Regions from separate parts of the Mus musculus genome. Here region 1 is linked to region 2. A link is a loop called in an ENCODE intact Hi-C map of the cell type or tissue named here. Cell type or tissue: left cerebral cortex. All regions are shown on one strand.

Region 1 (8,000 bases), 84 kb after region 2:
CATGTTCAAGTGATTCTAGAAAAAAATCCAAACTTTATAATGCCACCTACAAAATACTCCTTAACTTGGCTACTTCCTACTTTGTCTTTGAGGCCTTTGAATCACCTGTAATTAAAAACTAAGTAGAAGAACCAGATAATAGATTTCCTTAATGTAATTCTTTTCAACAAGTCAAAGTATCTTACTATTATGAGAGTTTTTAAGGGCAGAATTAAAAACTCAACTTTGAGGCCAACAGCTCAATTGAGTTTAGTCATTACTGGAGTTTATTTGGATATTTCCCTTTGTAGATAATCAAATTATACCATACCGACAGACACATTTGCTTCATATATTTGAGTTTTATATCTTTTCTAGGTTAGCATACTTGTACCCTAGGGATGCTCACCTGGAGTAAAACAGTGTCCAAAACAACAATAAAATGTCACAATGAAATACTGTTTTATTGAATTAATATATGCCAATAAAAAAAACATGAATTCAAATGCCCACAGAAAGCTGAGTGAGTGAGTTGTGGGTTACCCTAAAAAGGAAACTAAGAGACAACCAAAAAATGTGTGTTGGGGTGGAGGGAACCCACTGATACATATGAGCATGCATAAAAACCTTGGAGAATGATGTTAATGTAGTATATTAACATAGATGATCCATACAGTAAGATTCCATTCCGGTGGAATCCAAGAATAGATAAAATGAATCTAGTCACAGAAACCAAAATTAGATGACAATGGGCAGGAGACTAATGCCATAGACATGGGACAGTGTGTTGGAGACTAATGGACAATGGACACTGTGGTAGAAATGCTCCCTCGTTGATGGCACAGGCGGGCACATAACAGAATCATTTGTCCTAGCACCTCACTGTGTACAGGAAATATGAGGACATTCATTGGAAGCACATTATTTCTTCGATAACTTATGTTAAAAACCTGTGGCTCTACCTACAATATATGCTGAAAGCTTAGGGAATACCGAAAGAACCAACCACTAGTTAACAAAGAATTGTAGCTTTTTCTAATATTGGTTTTTATTTATTTGTTTGGTTGGTTGGTTGGTTTTGGTTTTTTGAGACAGGGTTTCTCTGTGTAGCCCTGGCTGTTCTGGAACTAACTCTGTAGACCAAGCTGGCATGGAACTCAGAAATCCTCCTGCCTCTGCTTCCTAAGTGCTGGGATTAAAGGTGTGAGCCACCACTGCCCGGCTAATATTGTTTTCTTAAGGCAGTCCTAAATAATATTATGTTCTTTACCAAGCTCTGAACTCTTCATAACTCAGAACCATTATTCACTATCAATACAAGTTGTGCATTCAAACTCCAAAATCTTTACATCCAAAAATGCTCAAAATATGAAAACTTTCAGCATGCACATCACAGTGGGAAATACAACATGAAACTTCATTTCATGAGCAAAACAATTTTTTAAAAAATTAAGTGTGTTCCGAATGTGTGTGTGTAAGATATAGACAAACATAAATGAATTTCTATTTAGACTTGGGCCTCATCCCCAATATAACTCATCATGTACATGCATCCATTTCAGAATCAGGTGGGGGGGGGGATCCAAAATACTTCTGGTCCCCAAGCAGCCCCTCAGATATAGGATATTCACTATGGATTCTACTTTTGTATCAAAGATGAACATAACCATTTCTATGAGAAGATGGGTTAAATATAGAGTTTGGAAATGCCGTTGGGGGAGGGGAGTGATGTGGCTCAGTAGATAGACATGTGCTTCAGGCCTCCATCCCCAGAGCCCACATAGTGAAAGGAGAGGACAGTTATATTCTGCATGTGTACCATGACCTGTACACACACACACACACACACACTAAACATAAACGCCATGTTTTAAAAAGCCATTTTTCAAACAGTTTTTTAAACAGTTTTTCCTTCTCTGATTCAAAAGATTATAAAGATTTGTTTTGTTTTGTTGGGGTGGGGTTATACTATTTTATGATGAAATCTCAGAAGAGTCTTCAATAGCCTTTTCATATCTTCTTAGGCAAGGTATTCAAATGATGCTTCTCATCCATTTTCTGTAAACACGGGGTGATGCACTATCAAGTTTAACTCCAGTATCTATCCAGAGGAGGACATGTGGAGGACATGGCAGTTGTTCAGTTTGTTATAAATTTACTTATCCTGATACTGTCTATGCAGGCACAACTTTACGACTGTACTGCTGTGGCCAAATATAAACCTAATGGTTCCTTCAGCTCTGGGATTGCTACAGAGCAAAGGAGTCTCCTATAGGACAACTGAGTTTTAGGTTGGTGCTTCTTTTCTTGTTTGTTTTCACCCTAAGCAGTGCTGAGCTTTCCCAGGGTGTATGTGCATTGCCATAAATGGCCATATGCAGGAGAGCAACTGGAACCTTGGACAAAACATTGCCTATGCCCCAAATGATCTCATGCACATTGAGTTTGGGACTTTATTTTATTCCAGGACTAATAAGGAATACATTTTAGTAATTTACTCAAATCGAATAATAGGTAACACAAGTGTCCACGAAGACTTCCTGGGTAGCAATTGTCTCTGTCACAGGTTCTATTTCAGGTTAACACTTCTACAGCACCCGCCCAGCACCTAGCTGAGTGACTCCAGCCTCAGAACACAGAAAGCAAGCAGACCAAAAGTACAAATGGTCAACATTCTCTACAAACATTCTAAAATCATGGTCAAATTGCCATTGAACTACTAGGGTCTAAGCTCTGTGAAGCTTGAGAGCCAAACGTGAGAGTTCCGTTTGTTTCACAGCAGTGCTTCAGCTGCAGCTTCCCTTCACTGGAGGAATACAAGCCAAGGCTTAGCTCTGGAGGGAACAGCATGTGTATAAATGGAATCTGCCATATGCTAAATGTGCGTATGACACAGCTCTCCCATAGAACACTGTTCTTCATTTTAGGAAACTCATAATGCAAACACACAATTTATTATGAGCTATAGAATAAAAGCACGCTTTAATATATTTTGACACATTTAATTCTCAATCACACATGTGTTTGATTGACAGAGAGATCATCTAACCATCTACTGTTCCACAAATAGGAACACCACACCAAAGCCCAGAGAAAGAAAAAGGCCAAGATCACATTCAAAAAGATTGTTAAGACGGCTGGAAGGACCCCTCGGGTTAGAACACTTGTGTTACTCTTTCTTGCAGAGAATCCAGGTTGGATTCCCAACACCCACATGGTGGCTTGCCCATCCGTTACTCAGTTCTAGGGGATCTAACACTTCCTCTGACCTCTACAGCATTAGGCACTCATGTGGTACACATGAATATATGCTGGCAAAACATGTATGTATATAAAATAAGCCTTAAAAAGTGGAGAAACATTTTTAAAAGACTGTTAAGGTTTTAGACTATTTTAAGCAGCAACCTACCTCTGTAGATACAATACTGATTCGCGTGAGTGAGACGTTGGGAATAAGAAGCTGATACTCTATCTGAAAGCTTGGCACACTGACAGTGCCATCTCTCAGGGGCCAGCGCTGACAATGAAAGAAGAGGAAGTGTAAGGTGGAGTCTGCGGGAGGCATATCTGGAAAAGGATAGGCCAGGTCATGAGGACATTCTCATAAAGACACTGGAGGGAGGGAGGGACCAGGCAGCAGAATCTGCTCCCAGGGGAGGCAAGGATCTGAAAGTGCAACAGAGCAGGGTCTGTACTCTTCCCACCAGGTGTTGAGCGTGTTGCAAGCCCCACTTAGGCCAGCCAGTTGACGGACCGGGACAATTTCAGTATGAACTATCTTCTTGTTTTCACAGACAAGGAATGGCAGCTGACAGCTCCAGGGTGGATGAACTTCTGAAGAAAAGAAACCTTATTATATTTATTATCCTTTTTGAAGACTGGCTGTAACCCTAAGGGAAATAATAGTATGTATTCCCTATTAGAGCTAATAACAGAAATGCATATTTATTTTATATTTATTTGTAGTGCCCCTAGGAGTTAAAAACTTCTCCCAAATGAAAGCAATGATGAAATATAATTGTTAAGTTGCTTACTGCAAATGAGAGTTTAGAGCTGAGCATTTTAGAATCCCTGGAGTGAGGCTGGGTGGAGGCTGGGAAGAGAGAGCAGGGTAAGAAGAAATGATGTGTACAGAATGACAGTGGCTATCAGCTACAAGGCTGCTTCTGGGCCTGAAGCCAAGAAAAAGACAGATATCTAAAAGCAGAGCTGAGGCTAGGCACTACATAAACCATGGACATAGCCCAACATCTGTGGCATCTACACCTGTAGCTCATGGCCACCGTGGTTATCAGGAATATTACTAATGCCATCCACCATGCCTGTTTTTATCAAGTAGCTGTGCTACAAGGGACAGTTCACACAACTATTAGTCTCTGACTGGCCTCAGGTAAGTTGACAAACACAGTAAAAAAATGAGTCTTCCTTCCCAGGTCTACTTCCTTTTCTGGACTCTAACACCTGCTGCTGTTCTGGGTAAAAGGCAATGGCTCAGGTTTGGTGACATTCTCACTCTATCTTCTCCTAGCTCCTACCCCATCTCTACATACACCTCTTTATCCCACTCGTCTAGAAGTATGAGGGTAAAATTAGATGCTAAGTGTGTAAAATAAAGAGACTGAGCAGGAGAGATATCTCAGTGGTTAAGAGCACTGGCTTCTCTTCCAAAAGGTAGAAGCTTAATTCCCAGCAAGCACATAGGGGCTTCAAGATACTCGGTAACTTCAGTTCCAGGGGATGCCCTCTTCTGGACTCCTTAGGTACTGCATACATTTGATGTACATGCAAGGCAACATGCCCATACAATAAAATAAATAATTTTTTGAGGCAAGGAAAAGGGACTGTCCATTTTAACTGGTGTTTAACTAAGCCTCTGGGAAATGCATCCCTTTATCCTTAGAACTCCCTTGAACACATGTTATACCTCTTCAGACATTCACGGTGGGAGTGCTAATCAATATATCTCAGCTTTAAAATAACCTTATTAGAACATGGGCGGCACCATGAGAGCAGCAGGAAGGGTGAGACAGTTGGTTCCATGTGATTCTCTGAACCAGTAATGTGACTAGAAACTGAATTCTCTGCTGGAGCTGGAGCAGATTGTTCACTGCGACAAAGGAGAGTCAAGATAGCTGTACTGTTGCTCTATAAGTAACTTCTTCCCATTCTTAGACAGACACATGATCTGTACCCACTTAGATGTTGCCAGAAACGACATCTCTGTACAACACAGCCTCTTCAGTGAAGAAGCTCTCGGCTATGCTAACCCACACATTCAGGGTATGGGGAAGAGGTACATATAAATGCAGCCTAGATCTTTACTAGGCTCAGCCATAGTGCACCAGCTCTGCTGTCCCTACAGACCTTTGGCAGAGGCCACTATCTACGCAGATAAACTATCAGGCTAAAGCCTGGGTGGGCACCACAAGCAAGTTCGTTGACTCATCTGCTAATTACTTCCTGTGTTTGCTTCCCTCAAGAAGCTTGAAATGGACAAACACCTTGGAAAATATCTACTCTTACAGATCAAAGCCAAGTACAATATAAAGAAAGAGCTTCAGAAACTGTACTCAGAAACCAGCCTGCTTCCCCCAGAATCAGGAGTCGTGCTGAATGGCACCCCTCAATCTTTCACATAATAAAATCTCTCACAGGCGTGGTTTAACAGAGGGCCTTACTGACCACACCAGTTGTTGGGAATCAAACACAGCACAGTAGGGCCTGTCTACTCGCTTCACCTCACTACTGCTATTCTTCAGCAGGAGAGAAGAGAGAAATACAGAGGCCCATACACTAAGCATTTCCCGATATGCAGCAGTGTTTCTGAAAACCAGTTAACTACATGCCAGCTGTAAAATCGTCTGCCCCCTCTGACTACCAGGATCACTGTTTCACGTATTTAAAACTTGGGGTGGTATGGCTAGAAATATAAACCAAATACTTGCCCTGTATGCCTACCAATAAACATAAAACAGTAAACTACTGCTTTTGTGTTTTATTGCCCCTGAAATGTTAAGGAAACTGGCATGAGGACTTGGCAGGTAGATTGGGGTCTTTAGGTTCCTTAGGTAGAAATATCTGGTCTCCTCTCAGGAGCAGGACAGCAAGCAGTGTGTAGAGCTCCTTTTCCTACAGGGAGTGGCAGGACTTCAACTCCAAACAAAGCCTCAGCCAGCTTCCTCCAACTAGGCACACCCACATACTGGGAAGTTAGGCATGGTGCTGAACCCCTCTCACAGGATGATAACTCAGTTTCCTTTTTACATTGTTAAGCACCAATGAAATGATGTTTCAGAACTCCACCTAAGCCAATAAAGGGGGGTCTATCATACTGGGGTAGCTGCTGTTATAAATCTAAACTGATGGGTAAATAAACACCACACCTCCTAAGACTGCCTTAAACCTCTAAGCTGGTTTACAGCCAGTGTTTCAGAAGAGTTTTGCTACCTGGGTGTGTGCCTGTATGCTAAGTACTAGCTATTAACTCTTGCTTGATCCTTATCTCTTAAGAGTTCCCCAATAACCCTATAAGGTAAATATTATTAGCATTTCTACTTCACTGAAAGAATGGGCTTTGCCCCAGGTCATTTGGTCATAAATTAGTGAGCTGGCTTTAACTTCTGTCTCTAAGAAAGCAATTAAAAAGTATGGAAAGCAGTGAGCATATGAGCTATAACAACCGTATTCTCTACCTGATTTTCACTCCTTCTTAATCACAAAATAGAACCTTAAAAGGTCAAAATTCTCCATACAGAGTAACTGAAGGGGGAAAAAATCAATTAAAATAGATTTTTTTCACAATACATTAAATGTAATAAATCCTTTCAGCTAGATTAACTTTCTTACATGTGAGCCAAAAAAACTGATCCTTGGAAGCAGATGAGATGACCACTCATCAACACTCACATTCCAAACAATGGGCAAGTCCCATGAGCAAGTAGGGGGCTGCAATCCTCAGCACCATTTCCACAGCTCCTGGGCTCCTGGGACATTGCACTGACTGGCTCTCTAGTATGGCATAGCCTGTGCTCTTGTCCAAGTATCATGTATTTTTTGCTGCATACTGCAGAGCCTGACAGTTTGATGCTTGCTATTACTATTGGCTTCTCATGAGTTTCACAGTGGTTTTAGAAATAGCCCTGTTAGCATCCTACATGGTGGGAAGAGCAGGGAAAGCCAGTCACTTCCTTTTCTCAGGACACTGGACACTGGGGTAGAACTGTCAACTGGCAAGTTAATGCATTCACACTTACTGAGACTGCTGCATTATTTCCAAGTTAGGAGACTGGCCATGTAAGAAAAAGATAAATGAATAATCTATGTTTGTCTTTTCCCAAACTAGCATTTTAGGAGGGGTGATGAAAATTATAATACTTTAATAATTTTCACGTAAAAACTATTATGATCTTGTTCTGTACATAAGACAGCAACATGGTGAGAATATGATTGGTTATTCTGATCTCTTATTGGGCTTAGTTAATAGAAATAATTCACTTTTACTGAGAGGAAGGTAAAAAATGGACTTAATTAAATCTCACTACAAACAACATAGCCTCAGTGGGGTGTGGTGGTATGTACTTATAATCCCAATTCTTGGAAGTCAGAAGCAGGTAGACCACCACAAATTTGAGTCTACTCTGGTCTATATAAGTGAGTTCTAGATTAGCCAGAGCTGAATAGAGAAAACTGTGCCAACAAACAACAAAAAGGCACAACCTCTTCTGCAATGCCCATTTTCTTTGTTACTATCATTATTTGCCACCCTAAAGTCCAAGGTCTGCCACCTGCAGTGCACACCCAATGCATCTTTAGTCTATACTCTGCCAAAGCTCCTTCCATCGACCTCTACTTCCTGTCTTTCTGTCCAGCAGCCTGTGTATCCAGAGGACAGAAGCCGGCCGATGCTGATTCTACAGCCTACTTCAGGGCTCTCATAGAAGTGCTGTTTTAAAAGTAACCGGGCTGGTATGAGAGTAAAGGGCGGGTAGAGGAGCTTGCTGCCAACCCTGACTCCAAAGCTG
Region 2 (8,000 bases):
AGAGAAGGGAGAAAAGGGAAGGGGGAGAGGATGCAGAGGAAGAGGAAGAAGAAGAAAAGCTGAGCAGAAGCACATGGCCCGGAGAAACTGCAAGTTCTAAGGGGTCTCATAGATGGAGAAGATGGTAGCATAGTGGTAGATCTGCCCAATATAGGTACACATCATGTAATCACATGAACTGTGTCGTGTTTTTATTACCAGGGCATATCTGGGAGGAGATTTACTGCAACACAATCCACTACTTCAAAGTGGACAAAGAGTAAATTACATTTGTCCAAACTTTAATTATCAGTGTGAAGTATTAAATAAAACCTATTTTCTAAATTTGTGTATGTGTTCGTGTGAGGTATGTGCACACATGTATAGAGGACAGAGGCTGATGTTGGGTGTCTTCTTCTATGTAAAGTTGCTGTTGAGAAATAAAATATGAAGAAGAAAACAAAGACATATTTATAGCTCTTTCATGTAACTCTTCCCTGCCCTTTCTCAGTGTTTTCTAGCTCCCGTGTATCAGTAGTTTATAAGACCCACAGCTCAGAGTAGATTGCTATTGGTGACTACTGAGATGCTCTCACAGGGGAAATGTCTACTTGTAAGCAGCCTGGAGAAACAAGTAACGCTGTGCTCCCTTGTGGTTTTCAACAATAATGGACATGGGATGGGTGTCTTGGTTAGGGTTGTACTGCTGTGAACAGACACCATGACCAAGGAAGGCAAGTCTTATAAAGGAATTATAGTGGTTGGCTTATAGGTTCAGAGGTTCAGTCCATTATCATCAAGGTGGGAGCATGGCAGTGTCCAGGTAGGCGTGGTGCAGGCAGAGCTCAGAGTTCTATATCTTCATCTGAAGGCTGCTAGCAAAATACTGTCTTCCAGGCAGTTAGAAATAGGATCTTAAAACCCATACCCACAATGATATACCTACTCCAACAGAGCCACACCTCTCAACAGTGCCACTCCCTGGGCCAAGCATATACAAACTATCACAGTGGGCGTGGGGAGCAGTCTGCTTTCCATTGAGTCTGACCCAGATGAGAGAAATGTGCTTATCTTATGCAAATGCCCAGCTTGGTGGGCTACAGGTATGAATTCCAAGGTGTTCAGATGCTGGGGTGGATATAAATCGCTCTGTAGTTACCAACAGCAGCCCACATATGTCTACAAAGTAACATCTGGAGATGTCATACACAGGGGGACAGGATATATTCAGAGGAATTACTGCTCCAGTAAGTGCACTCTGCTCTTGTGTGTGACAAGTTACTCCTGATGCTCCTCTGAGGGTCTACAAAAGGCATGGCTCATCAACCAAAAGTGACACAGCTACTGTGTCTTCCCAAATTCTTTCCCAAATGCTCTCTGTTCTTATATAAAGTTAAATACTCAAAATTTATTTTTCAGATTTCTTCTTAAGGCCTGTAGTACAGCCTGGTAAAATGGGATGAGAATACTGACATCTCAGGAGATGCATTTTCCTGTTTTTACACACACACACACACACACACACACACACACACACAGAGCAAGACAACAAAGTTGCCTAGAAGTGAAGGAACAATTTCTATGTCGAAGTGGTCTGCTTTCATAGGGTTTTCTTTCTATTTTAGCCTAGCCTAACACTTAATCAAGACTGCTAGATCTCACAGTCATGCAGCCCGCCTCCTACCGTCTGTGCCCCTGGCATGGGCCTTGGAAAGAAGGCCTGCATGTGGGGATTCACTGAAAGTGAATGCTCTGAAGCTGTAGCTTTTAAGTCTGGGCTCTGGATAAACAGCAACACTGTGAAGGGAACTAGATTTTCATCTTTCTGGATCTGGAATTATCACCATCACATTATAATAATCACTTATGTAACACCAACAACATGCCACTGACTGTCCTATTTCATGTGTTTAGTTAGAGTGAACCTTTACTTTAACCCAAACACAGCCAAGTAAACTGAGGCCCTAGAGTCTCCAACACTGATGGTAGCCGATCTGGGATTGGGATATATGTAATAATAACTAGGTCCTACAACTGCTCCTTTGGAATTTGAGGCACTCTGCATTGTTAACAGGAAATGAACACTGAATGACTCAAGAAAGCCCTATGGTCTTCAAGCCTTAAGCTCCTTTATTGTGATGGGGCATCATGTCAGGAGATCCATATGGATCATGGAGGTCATGTTCCCTAGACCATGGCAGGTGCTTAACAAATAGAAAGTGCCAGAGCCTTCTTATTCCATGTTCAACTCAATGCCAGAAACAGCCTCCTCTCAGCCTACCAAGCAGCAATAGATTGTGGGCCCAACACTGGGCTTGGGACCTGCAGTCACCTCTTGCCACTCGCTGCTCCATACCTCCAGTTTCTTTGTAACACAGCCACCAGTTAAAGCCAATGGCCCTCACACCAGTAGAACATTTTCTGTGAGGCATATCTTTATTCTAAGGATGTTTTCTGAAGACGCCTACCTATAGATGTTCAGGTTAGGAACTTGTTCTTCAGGCGTACTTCAATGCTGTTTTAAACACTTTGAGTAGCCCTAAGCCAAATGGCCATCTTGATGACCTCTTGGTCATCTTGAGGCCTGTATCTTTAGTGAGCTGTGGGTCTTAGACAACCTATGGTACTTATGGCAACTGCAATGAAAACATCAGCCAGTGCCTCGTGATGCATACCCAGGACCTATGCTGGGTAGGAGTGGAATGCATGGGATGGTTCACTCATTATGTGCCCAACACCGGAAGTGTTTGTGAAGGACAGGCAAAGATGCTACTTCCCACTGCAAGCCGCCACAAACTGAGACCAGGTATCAGTCAAGCACAGACACCAGAAACTTGTCCTGGGTCCACAACAAGCCTTGAGCACAGAGGCTCCTCTCTGAGCAGGGCTGCATTTCCTCTTCTCCCTCTGGAATCCGCTCTACTTAGGTGTGACCTGGCTTCTGAAATTCCAAACCATGTCTCTGGTAGCCAGAGGCTCTAAACATCTCTTGTTCTGACAATAGTCTGGCTATTTTCCTGAAACTGAACAAAGGTTATCTATTTTTTGTGTCTCTGTAAAATGACTCTTATTGAGCACTGGCAATTTAATCATAAAACAGGCCATTTCAAATCCAGTCCTTCATACTTTACAAGTTGTGGCATCCCAGCTCTATGGGCAACTCTATGCAAGGCAGAGGAAGCACAGATGGGAATCATGCTGGAAGCATTTGGATTCTATGTTGCCTTTTGTCGGCAAGCTATTTAAGGGATGTGGAGGTAGTGAGATGGGGGCCATTGGGTTTATATTAAGCTACCAGTCAGGATGGCCATGGCTCAATGACAGTTTCTGAATGACTTCACTGGGCACACTAGTCCAGTAACTGGGGCAAACACACAGATCAGTTGTAAACTACGTGTACTAACAGTGTGCACTAATCAGGAGGAACACAGCTAATGTAACTTTAAACAGAAAGGAAAATACAGAAGCATCACATGTTCTTGTCTAAAGGAAATGCAGGGACAGAATGAAGCAGAGCGCCATGGCTCTACATGGCTAACATGGCTGTCCTCTGAGAGGCTCTACCAGCAGCTGACTCAGACAGATGCAGATACTTATAGCCAAGTATTGGACTGAGGTCAGGAGCCCTGTGGAAGAGTTAGGGGAAGGACTGAAGGAGCTGAAAGAGATTTCAAGCCCATAGGAGGAACAACAGTATCAAGTAACTGGACCCCTTGGAGCTCTCAGAGGCTAAGCCACCAACCAAAGAGCATACATGGGCTGGTCGGTGGCCCCTGCACATACATAGCAGAGGACGGCCTTGTCTGGCCTCAGTGGGAAAGGATGCACTTAATCCTGTAGAAACTTGATGTTCCAGGGAAGGGAGATGCTAGTGGGGTGAAATGGAGTGGTTGGGTGGTTGGGTGCGGGGAGCACTCTCTCAGAAGCAAAGGTGAGGGGGAAGGGGAAAAGAACTCATGGAGAAGGGACCGTGAAGGGGGGGGGCAACATTTGGAATGTAAATATATAAATAATAAAAAATTATGGGAAAACCAAAACAACAACAAAAGCCTAAGTTCAGCAGAGAAAGAATTATGTACTGTAACTGCTCCAGGCTCCATGCCCCCTTCCTCCTACTGCCGAAATGAAAATGAGAACAAAGAACAGTCTGAGCAACAAGAAAACTACCTTCTCGCGCGCGCACACACACACACACACACACACACACTTTAGAACGGAACTTGCATGGTGGCATATGCCTACACTCTTGGCCCTTGGGAGGTGGAAGTAGAATTGGGAATTCACTCAAGCACATCCTTGGCTACGCACAAATTTGGGGTTAGCCTAGGCTGCATGAAACCCTGTTTTAACCAACCAACCAACCAACCAACCAACACACCCACCCACCCCAGAGTAGAAACAAAGGTCCCATAAGACAGTGATTCTTCTGAGTATAATAGTCTTTGGTACTTGCAGCTTGGTTGCATTTACATCTATTCCATTTCTCTATCTTAAAGATGGTGTTCATGATTTAACACTTAGAACCTACAACCCAAAAAGGGTTTCCAACTCACTCAATGTGTTAAGACAAAACATTTACAGGCTGTGGTGGTTTGAATAAGAATGACATCCCACCCCCTCCTCCCATCCCCCAGGCTCATATATTTGAATGCTTAATCACCAAGGAACGGTAGTGTTCAGAAAGATGATGAGATATGGCCTTGTTTGAGGAAGTGTCACTAGGAATGGGCTTTGAGGTTTCAAAAGGCCAAATCAGGTCCTGTGAGTGTGTGTGTGTGTGTGTGTGTGTGTGTGTGTGTGTGTGTGTGTATGTGTGTCTGTCTGTCTGTCTGTCTGTCTCTACTTGCAGTTCAGGATGTAGCTCTCATCTACTTCTCCAGTACCAGGCCTGCCTGCCTATCACCATACTCCCTGCCGTGATGGTTATACTAAATGTCTGAAACTGCAGACAAGCCTCGAATTAAATGCTTTCTCTTATAAGAGTTGCCTCATAAGAGAGCTTGTCTCAGTCCAGTTTGGAGGCTGGAATTCTAACATGATGTAGCTCTATCAATGTGGCCACCAGTCAGTCTTGTTCATTAACAATTCATCCTGTGAGACCAACACTGATTTTTCTCTAAGTGAAGTCCTTAGTAACCTAGTCACCTTTGAGTAGATTCCTCTTCTAAAACATTCTTACCATTTATTATTACTATCACAGTGGGAGCCACATACACCCCTGTGGAAACTTAAGCTGTATCCGAATGAGGACAGAGTGAACACTTCCTTTGTTCTTGGGTTGTTAGACTAAGAAGACATGATTTAGGAACCAGACAATAAGGAAGCAAGAGTACTCTCAACTCCTAGTGAGAGCAGCAGCCCTTGGTTCTTCCTGGTTACATGGGCTCCTATGAGCTCCAGCTACAAAGCTATGACTAACATAAACACAGTGAACAATCAAACAGATGCAGAGGTAACAAACAGAAGGTGGAAGGTTTTAACAGACAGAGTCCCAGGATAACTTCTGTGAGATAATGTATCCCAAATATAGTAGGGAATCTGCACCCATGAAATCTCAAAATTATGGTCACCTAAACAAGCCCTGAAAAATGACATGCCAGCATAGAGGGGAAAAAAAATCTCACAAGGCCCCAACCCTACATGAGAAGCTACAGGCAATTATGGCTACTGAGAAGAGAAAATTCAGTCTTTTCCACTATGATTTGTCTAATCAAGTGCTCAGCGCTATACACAAGGGCATATGAGCAATGCTAATATATATATATAACACTAATTATAAAATAAAAGGGATCATGAATTTGAGAGGGAGTGTGTGCATGTATGTGTGGGCAGGGCAATGACATAGGAAGAGCTGGAGGGGAGAGGGGAGGAGCTACCTCTGCAATGATTGATGTAAATACAGTAATTATGTATGAAATTCCCCAAAACAGAATATGAAAAATTGAGCTGGAGATATGGCTGCTCATCCAGAAGACCCTGGATTCAATTTTTGAGACCCAGTCATCTCAAACTCCGATTCCCGGGGATTTGATGCCCTCTTCTGGTCTCCAGAGGCAATGCATGCACATAGTGCAAAGACAAACCACCCTATGCATGAAGATAAATAAAAATCACAAAAATTTATATTAAAAAAGAAGTACCAAACATTTTGTTATTAAGTAATTGCATTTTAAAAGCTGTGTTGTTTTTAGTATTTTCCATTTTGGTGTATATTTCTACCTTCTGTTCTGTTAGCTTGGAAGGAATTTTCTAACACAAAGATTTTCATGTTTTTGGCTTTCATACAGTGTTTTTCTCATACCTGAATCTTATATAGTAAATGCTTAAATCTATTGAATGAGAAAACTCTCTTAAAACTAAATTAGCAGGTGATTTTACAGATGGAAGTTGTCTCAATTTCTCCATTAAAATTATTGATGATGTGAGCTATCATGTACTTGATATTTACGTGTTCTCGGTAGTTTCTCTATTACCTATTTTAATATTCCCTACAACAAAAGACAAATAGCATCATTATTACAGTTTGAATCTGCGATGGCCCCCACAGGCTCATTTTTGGACTCCCAGTTGCCAGCTTGTGGTCCTATTCTTAAGAGAGTGGGCCCCTTAAGAAGTGGGGTCTGGGTGTTGAAGAAGACTTCTATATCCTTCTCCTGTCTACACGATTCTCTGTCTAGTACCATGGGGAATCTACCACATGTTCTCCCCACCAAGAACCCCATCACACCTTCTGCCTTCAGAAACCACGAGCCCAGGAAAACCTCTGTCCTTTGGTTGTTTCTGAATGCACTTCCTCCCAACAATAGAAAAAGTACCCAATATCTTAGGTGCTTACATTAAAGCTGTTAACACAGAGAAAGTAAGTGTTTGAGATCACTCAGCCTGTGGGTGGAGCTTTGTCTCAACCAGGGCAGTTGGATTCTTTCTACTTCTCTGCTCCTTAGTGAGGGACAGCTCAGGAGTACAACATCCTAAGTGTCCAATGTCTCAGGAAATACATTTCTGTCTTACTGCTGTGTGTGTGTATGTGTGTGCTGCATACATGTGATTGTACAGGTGTGAGGGCCCAATGGCCATGGGCAAGTTAGAGCAGGATGTCATGGGTCTCCATCATTTTCTCCCTATTGCTAGAGACAGTGTCTCTCACAGAACTGGAAGTTCATCGTTTAGACTAATCTGACAGCAAGAACTCCGCAGAGCCTCCTGTCTCTGCCCCACAACACGGACGCTACAGGTATGCACAGCCACACCTGGCTTTTTATGTAGATGCTGGACATCTAAACTCAGGTCCGCATGCTTGCTCTCACCTTCTGAGCCATCTCCCTAGACTATTCCTAGGGTTTCTGTTCGTTTTGTTTTGTTTTTTAAGTGACACCTCAGATTGTTTTAGTTAAAAAAAAAAAAGCCTAAAATTCCATTGCTTTTCTTTATAGATAATGTCACTGTAATATATTCAATCAAGGCAATAAAAGAAACCCTGAAAGGGGCAGTTATATCACCCAGCCCTGTGCCAACCAGGGGGGCTCCAGGCAACCTGAACTATTAAACAGCACACCCAGACATATACACATGCTATTATTACTATGGAGAAGAGAATAAGCAACAGCTTTAAGTTTTATAGAATGTAGATTTCCTGTTACAAGGTAAGTTCTTCCAAACAAAAGGAAGAAGTAGATGGCACTGAAGACCCCAGATGGTGAAAACTGTCTAGACTCTAGTGAGTTGGATCCAGGCATTTCATTGGGCAATCTGTAACACTAGGCTACAGCTCTGAAACTTTCATCTAAGATGGACAACAAGTGCTGGCACAAATCCTGTGTTCATCAGCTGTCTCCCTCACTCCAGGAAACTCCTTGATCTGCTTAATTTTATTTGTTTATTCATTCATTTATTTGTCTATGGCTGTTCTGCCTGTACCACATTTGTTCAGTGCCCTCGAAGGCAAGAAGGCACTAGATCTGCCGAGATTAGAGTGACAGATAAGCAGGGTTAAGAGCCTCTATGAGTGCTTGGAATTGAAC

The links. Hi-C counts contacts between places; a loop is a spot of excess contacts. Peaks named below come from ENCODE experiments on the same cell type or tissue, not always from the same donor. Only the 100,000 strongest peaks of a DNase experiment are listed, where the experiment ranks them.
Region 1: it touches region 2 in a loop (2.5-fold over the local background); 1 of 42 quality-filtered maps calls a loop at or near these places.

The regions. Positions count from the first base shown.
Region 1 is chr19:16,257,354-16,265,353 of GRCm38, reverse strand. All of the region lies in intron 2 of Gnaq (guanine nucleotide binding protein, alpha q polypeptide), which reads right to left. Among named protein-coding and RNA genes, the nearest start is that of Mir496b, 54 kb to the left of the region's middle. In left cerebral cortex, a CTCF peak has its summit at 4,730 (motif pointing left); DNase peaks (open chromatin) are centred at 4,187, 4,730, 5,131, 6,162 and 3 more places; H3K27ac peaks cover 3,476 bases.
Region 2 is chr19:16,340,911-16,348,910 of GRCm38, reverse strand. All of the region lies in intron 5 of Gnaq (guanine nucleotide binding protein, alpha q polypeptide), which reads right to left. Among named protein-coding and RNA genes, the nearest start is that of Mir496b, 30 kb to the right of the region's middle. In left cerebral cortex, a CTCF peak has its summit at 6,025 (motif pointing left); DNase peaks (open chromatin) are centred at 1,993, 2,880, 3,209, 6,010 and 1 more place; H3K27ac peaks cover 1,952 bases.